Linked DNA regions of Homo sapiens: region 2 is linked to region 1. A link is a contact called in ENCODE Hi-C or POLR2A ChIA-PET data. All regions are on one chromosome and are shown on one strand. The core of a region is the stretch at or near the end of the contact, and the rest is flanking DNA. Distances in the headings are between cores, read along the strand shown.

Region 1 (3,738 bases), core at 974-3,473:
TTCCAACTAGTACCAATCCTGTCTCCACCCGTCTTTCAAGAAGCAAAGTGCTTGGAGACCTCTTTTTCCTTGTTCTTACAGCTCTTTACTTACAGTGATATTTCCTGTTATTTAAACTGCTTCTAAGATTCTTCTTCTTGCAGAAAGCTATCTTGGATTGATAAAGTAAAACCTCTTAATTTTCCTGACCTTTATCCATTACTGGATGCCAATAACCACCTCCTCTCCCATATTGCTGCATGTTTATTCTTTGTCTCTTATTTCCTGAATGTACTTGCCACTGGTGAATTTAGATAGGCAGATGTACTGCTTCTTTGGCTTACATTTTGTTAGTTATTCCTTTCTTAACGCCCCTGGAAGACAGGGACTACATCTGTTTAATTCTTCGTGTATTGCCCAGTAGAGCCCACCATCACGATTATCATACATAGATGACTCATAATTGCTTTCTGATAATAGGAAGCAATAGTTTGATAAAGAAGAATGTGGTGGCTGTTGAACATTTGGCACCCATATTGCACACATTTATGCTGATGCAGATTGTGGAGAAAAAAACCTCTTGGCTTTAGATTTTTAAAGCATTCCCTGTTTAAGGGAGAGCAGGTGGTAAAATTAATCTTACAAAAAGATAATTTAATGTTTTTCAAATTTATGATTTTTGTCTCTGTCAAGTTTAGAAAAAGCATATTGAAAATCAAATAGAGCTAAAACAGTACTTTGATACATCAATCCAAAGAACAGTTGATTGTAGTAAATTAGGATTTGTCGTAGAAACTTCATAATGCCCAAAGGACTGACATGCACAGAGAATGTAGCAAAAGCTGCAGTTGTAGATGTCTTTCTCATGCAAATCATTATCTATGAAGTCTCAGTAATACAGGCTTAAACAGAAATTGCTAGAGTGATGTCCAGAATAAAATCTGACACTAAACAGCAAAAAGCATTGGCTGTTTATATTATAATGCATGTTAACATAATGACTGCTGTTCTAAGAACTCCTTAAAGGAAATACTGAGGATTTGTGACTCATAATTGGGAACAGTTGCTGGGCGATAAGCTTAAAGGGGGAAAAATATGTTTAGAAACTTGAAACAATCTTAACAGGGAGAAAGTTTTTTATCTCACTTCCCAATCATAACATCAGATTCTCCTAAAGTTAATGAAAATTGCTTAAGGCAACTTGATATGAAGTTTAATTTAGGCATAGGAGTTCCAGTTTACAGGACTTTTTTTGTTTTTTTGTTTTGTCGTGTTTGTTTCACTTTTTAGGATTTCCCAGAAACATTTTTCTATTTGAATTAAATATTCCTACTTACCATAAATCATTTTAAAACAGTGGCCAAATATTATTTTAAACTACATTATATTATCTTATTTCATACTTAATTAATATTATATGTTGTTTTTGAGACCATATCCAACTAGTTAGTACTCTTACTAAGCAAGAAGTTTGGGGTTTATTGGCAAGATCTTTAGGAATTTTAAAGGAGTATACTGCTTTTTTGTAAGTTCCATACTTTTTGGCTTCATCAGTTGGTTATATGGTTGTTTTTTCAGTGTAGAACCTGATTCATAAATTGTGAACATTGGGATAGAGGATGGCAAATATTTGTATAATCTGTTTTTCAAATATTTGTCTGCAGAATCTTTTGTGCACAGAATACCTGTTAATAGTTTTTGAAACAAGTATTCTAAGAGCAGATTTTGGAAAATGTGCTAGCTAGCAAAACCCGTAGATCAAATTTTTTTTTTTAGACAGTTTCACTCTTTTTGCCTAGGCTGGAGTGCAGTGGTGCAACCACAGATCAAATTTAATATCCTTTTCAAAATCCTAATTTACAGCAAGGAAATAAGTTAATTATTGGGAAAATCTGTCTCAACACCTAGACTTCACATGTACCAGTCTTTCTGAATGCCTGTAGATCTAGAGTATTTCCTGTGTTGTAGACATCCATTTAGAAATCTGTGGTACACTATGCTACAATATCTGTGCTGTTATCATATATTTAATTTTTTATATTTTCTTATAGTAACTTTCAAACATACACAAAAAAGAAAAGAGAGAAGAGTATAATGACCATTATGCCAGTTATTTGAAATAATGGTTCAAATGTTTCAAACTCTAGGTGAAGTTCCATAAAAGAGGAAACACAAATGTTTTTATTGGACTACCTTTTATAAATTATTAAATGAGTCTGATTCATATAGTGGGACTTCCCTCCAACAGTATGGAGACATTTGTAAAGGAATGATTCAGCAGCAGTCGACCAGATAATAAGATGACCAAAATATTCTCAAAGCTAAACCTCATAATAATCCAAACTTTTTTTTTCTTCATGTTTTGCCAACATTTTTCAACCCACAGGATAAAAGATAATATTGATGTTGGGTGGATTAATACTGGCTTTATCCGGATTCATTTTATTTTTCCCTTCTTTTATTCTGTCTTTGATCAGGCAATACTGTGTATTCCTGTATTGGCTCAAGTAAACTGATGGCCTCTGAAAAAAAGGTCAAGCTTGAAGAGAAATTTTCTGTCTATGTTTAGTTTCTACATATAGCATCATAGTAAAACTGACTCCCTGATTGGCTGAGGCCAGCCCACTGTAGAGTGGAGGGTGGGCTTATTTTGATTGGGTTAGGCCAGTGGTGCTGTGGGGTTAAATCAATCTTACTATAATTCCATGGCCTAGAAATTTTGGTCTTGATTAGAAAGGGCATGTAGGAAATGGATGCTGTGGAAACAACCGGCAATAAATATGCTTTTACTCCAAGTAAAGCAAGTTTTGAAAATTCTACAACAGGCTATGCTATGTATTTTTAATGTCCAATGATATTTTTAGATATTTCTGTTTTACAAATTTATTAACAGGTTTTTGGGTTTTTTTTGTTTTTGTTTTTTTTTAGAGGACAAGAATTTTGGGCAGATTTGAATGCCATGAACGTGTATGAAACAACTGAATTTGACCAACTACGAAGGCTGTCCACACCACCCTCTAGCAATGTCAACTCTATTTACCACACAGTCTGGAAATTCTTCTGTAGGGACCACTTTGGATGGAGAGAGTATCCCGAGGTATTTACAGATTCTTTGTTGACAAGTACATTTTTCAAATTTATTTTTTTCTTCCTGTATTCTTTTATTCTTTCTTTACAACAATGACTAGGCAGAACTATGCATATAATCAAACAGCTTATGAATATAAAATTGAGTCTCATTGATACAAGAAAACTTTTCTCTTTTTCTTAAAATTTATTTCTTTCCATTAATTTGAAATCCAAAGATAGCATACCACTATTATCAGATAAATAAAATGCTTTCCACAGAATCTTGCATTATAGAGATGAAATATTTTGACCTGTTGCCGCCTGTGGAGTAATTTTCACGACATGAGAATTGGTATAACTTTTGATTATATCTGGCTCTTGGGCTTATGGAGATTGGATCAAGTGTTACACTTAGCATTTTAGAAGCCCAATGGAAACAATCACTCATGTCTCTGGAAGAAGTACTTGAAAATGTTTATTGAGCTGTGGTCAGGGAAATCAGTTATTTACAATTTTCTCCTATGTGCACTTGCATCCTTAGTCTGAGACAGTGATAATAGCCCTTCAGTCTCAAAGCAAGGTTTTAAAATGATGATGGTTTACTTTGCTTCTGAATGACAATTCTGAGTCATTTAAACAACCTCAAATGGACTTTAGAGATTAATTTCACATTCCAAAGATCTGACTTTT
Region 2 (3,919 bases), core at 908-3,407, 72 kb after region 1:
AAATGGTGTAGGCTTGCTGGCTTTGTTTCCTCAGCTCTGGAGTTCATCACACCATAAACCACAGGGACTTTGTAGGCATGTTATTGTATTAGCACCATACGGAGACTACTCATGGAACTCACATGCAGAGTGTGTGATGTCAGAGAAGTTGACACGAATCCAAATTTTGTGCAGCTGTTAGACACAGATGTTTCATTTCATTTTTTATGTCAGCACCATCCCAATAAATCCACTGATCGTGAGATTAAAAAGTAAAGAAAGCTCTGTGTGCTTACACATGTTTCAGAGCCAGGAAGCTCTATACCACTTATATGCAGATGTACACTCACTACCAGGGGTCACATCAGGCTATGGCTCTCATACTCATAGAAGGACAAACATAGCTGTGGAAATCAATAGGAAAGCAAATGCAAAAGGACAGTAGCCTTCACTCAAATCAGAAACTATTATCTAGAATCAGATGCACTCTTTGCAATAGGTGCCTGCAAAGGAAAATTTCAGGGTGGACATCACAGTTTCTTCAGAAGACATTTGATAAAAATCATTTATTAAAATGAATTGGCTTCTGAAAAGTCTTGGCTAATAAGTCTCCCTGACTCTACCTTACAAGGCTGTCTTGGGTTTGCCTTCATCGGGGCAAGATATATCACTGTCTTTTACCAGTAAAAGAAAACCTTCAAAGATTGCCACCCAAATAATACTCATATTCAAAAACAAATAGCTCTCAATGTTTCCCTGGATTTTAGAAGGCTACACACATGTTTTTAAATGCCTGGATTTTTAATTTATATGTATTTATGACTCCCCATAATATGACTAGATGTGTTATTTAAAAATAAATGCTGAGACTGGATTTTCTGTTCTTCATTTTGGATAGGTTGTGGTTCTTAATGACTTCATAAAGAAATAGAACTTTGGGGATAAAAAAAAGAGGGCAAGAATTCTCTGCTTTTCTGGACTGGTGTGGGCACACTTTCTGACCCCAAATTACGACTTTGTTTCAGGTTTTATTCTCCGTCTTTGCCTCATCCTTATCACCTCACTCCAGGGACTTTTACAGAGTCATCTTCTTGCATTGTGAGATGGCAGAGTAAAGCCTTGCACACATATTGCCCTGTCTGAAAGTGGCTCATGCACAAGAAACATGTGGAATTGTTTGTTTGACTTGTCTCCCCTCCCCATCATGTTTTGTTGTACTTTTTTTTTTTTAATCGGAGAAAACAAAACAAAACTACTCCAGCTTATCTTCTGAAGAAGATAGAAAACATTCAACTGCAATATGCTGTGAACATTTTAGGGCATGCTTCTCATTTCAGATGCATGGCGTGCCTAGCTACTTAAGACAGAAAATCCCCTGCTGTGTTCTCTAGGCAGGCACTAGAGCAGATTTTGTGAGATGCTGGACTCAGTTTAGACTCTGGCTCTTAATGCTCAGTCATTAAACTGCCATAGGAGATGTAACTCTATTTGGTATTTTGGGGAAGATCCACTATGTGGCTCCTCCCAGATTTGGTGGGGAGAAGAAATGGATTTCAATTTAGCAACAAGGGAAAAGTGTGCTTGACATGTGGCTTACTCAATTTGATTTGGAAGATATTGCTCTTTGAACAGAAAGTTACGCTCCATTGCACCATCAACTTCAAAGATTCTTTTTTTTGTTTTGTTTTGTTTTGTTTTGTTTTGAGACGGAGTCTTACTCTGTCACCCAGGTTGGAGTGCAATGGCTTGGTCTTGGCTCACTGCAACCTCCAACTCCCGGGTTTAAGCGATTCTCCCGCCTCAGCTACTCCCGAGTAGCTGGGACTACAGGCACGTGCCACCACACCCGGCTAGTTTTTGTATTTTTAGTAAAGATGAGGTTTCACTATGTTGGCCAGGCTGGTCTCAAACTCCTGACCTCGTGATCAGCCCATCTTGGCCTACCAAAGTGCTGGGATTACAGGTGTGAGCCACCGTGCCCTGCCAACTTCAAAGATTCTTGAAACTCTCTGGACCTGGTAAAAGATGCTAAAGGTCTCAGGGTCCCTTTTGAGTACAATGCTGGCCAGACTGTCATAACTCAGGGGAGGGAACTCATGTAACAGCCCATGCCTGACAAGAAACTGCTGGAAATTCTTACCTAGGAAAATCAGAAGGTTTGCATGGAGGCCTCATGACAATCATAACAATTACACAAATGCCTCAAGTCGTGAAAGCTAAACCTTGTGAAAGGTTCAGCTCTTGGTGAATGAGACTCTTTTGAATGTTTTTTTTAATCATTCTTTTTGTGACTCATGCCACTCAAGACTAAGCTGTCATCCTTCTATTAATAATCATATTGTTTTCCCTGTGATATATATCCATTTAATGAGTTCATGTAGGAATTTGCAGCATAAAACAAATCTTATAAAAAAGTTATATTCTTTATATATATATATATATATATATTTTTTTTTTTTTTTAATTTCCTTTTGAGACAGGGCATTCCTCTGTCACCCACGCTGGAATGCAGTGGTGCTATCTTGGCTCACTGCAACTTCTGCCTCCTGGGCTCAAGCAATCCTCCCACCTCAGCCTCCAGTGTAGCTGGGACTACAGGCACACACCACAATGCCCAGCTAATTTTTTGTATTTTATTTAGAGGGGAGTTTCACCATGTTGCTCAGGCTGGTCTCAGCTCCTGGGCTCAAGTAATAGGCCTGCCTCGGCCTCCCAAAGTATTAGGATTACAGGCGTGAGCCACGTGCCTGGCTGTACTCTTATATTATTGCTGTTTTCTATATCCCTCACTCTCAACACCTCATTCCCTGAAAAGATAACTCATCTTTGAGTTGAAAAAGAAATCCATTAACTCTTTCACTGCAGAAAATCCTCTAGACTGTTCCTACCAAGGTAATGAGAGACTTAATGATCAGATAGTCAAACACATGTGATGAGAATACATAAAATTTATAGGTGGACTAACCAAACTCCTTTTTGGCTTTATCCCAAATAGGCAGTTTATATGTCTGATAATCTAATTTACCAAGAAATATTTATTTCAAATATTTGATCATAATTTTTTGTTCTCTTATCCTTCCAGTATTTTAATTATGCATATATTACCCCTTTTGATATTGTCCACAGTTCTTCATTGTTCTGAGTTTTTGAGATTCTTCTTCCTCTTTGTGCTTCAATTTGGGAAGTTTCTATTTAAACTATGTTCAAATGCACTGATTCTTTTTTTTCTTCAGCTATGTCCAGTAGGTAAACCTGTTGAAGACATACTTCATTTTTATTACAGTTTTCCATTTCTAGTATTTCCTTTTGTTTCTTATATTAATAGTTTCTATCTCTCTGCTGACATTATCCATTTGGTGTTACATGCTGTTTATTTTTCCATTTGAGCCCATAACATAAATCAGTAATTTTAAATTCCTTGTGTGATAATTCCAATATCTGTGTCTTATCTGATTCTAGTTCTGATGATCTCTCTGTCCCTTCTTCTGGCTGTCCCTTTCTTATCTTTTAGTGTGCCTTGTGATTTTTTGTTGAGAGCCAGATATTATGTATTTCTTTCTTTTTTTTTTTTTTTTGAGATGGAGTCTCACTCTGTTGCCCAGGCTGGAGTGCAGTGGCACAATCTTGGCTCACTGCAACCTCCGCCTCCTGGGTTCAAGTGATTCTCCTGCCTCAGCTTCCTGAGTAGCTGGGATTACAGGCACATGCCACCATGCCCAGCTAACTTTTGTATTTTTAGTAGAGTCGGGGTTTCACCATGTTGGTCAGGCTGGTCTCGAACTCCTGACCTTGTGATCCTCCCGCCTCGGCCTCCCAAAGTGCTGGGATTACAGGCATGAGTCATTGCACCCAATCAATATTATGTATTTCTAATAGGTACTGAAGTAAACAGGCCTTTGGTGTGAGGATTTATGTTAATCTGGCCTGGAGTTGGGTTGTG

What was found. Hi-C counts contacts between places; a loop is a spot of excess contacts on that map. ChIA-PET counts read pairs that join two places held with the same protein, here RNA polymerase II (POLR2A). Pooled maps may share reads with other maps.
Region 2: a map with no recorded cell type shows a loop between it and region 1 (5-fold over the local background). The contact joins two enhancer-like sites. A Hi-C loop is called at or near these places in 1 of 37 single-sample maps with no recorded cell type and 1 of 50 pooled maps. POLR2A ChIA-PET finds 5 or more read pairs at or near these places in 3 of 52 experiments (RWPE1, activated B cell and activated T-cell).

What each region holds. Positions count from the first base shown.
Region 1 is chr3:156,691,113-156,694,850 of GRCh38, forward strand. It overlaps TIPARP (TCDD inducible poly(ADP-ribose) polymerase), which reads left to right. Exons shown (of 6, transcript NM_015508.5): 3 at 2,908-3,076. Among named protein-coding and RNA genes, the nearest start is that of TIPARP-AS1, 17 kb to the left of the region's middle. Within about 2 kb of position 2,224, at least 4 of the 41 ENCODE cell types and tissues checked have a DNase peak (open chromatin) inside an H3K27ac peak, as active enhancers do.
Region 2 is chr3:156,762,739-156,766,657 of GRCh38, forward strand. The region is part of intron 1 of LINC00886 (long intergenic non-protein coding RNA 886); the gene reads right to left. Among named protein-coding and RNA genes, the nearest start is that of LINC00886, 52 kb to the right of the region's middle. Within about 2 kb of position 2,158, at least 2 of the 41 ENCODE cell types and tissues checked have a DNase peak (open chromatin) inside an H3K27ac peak, as active enhancers do.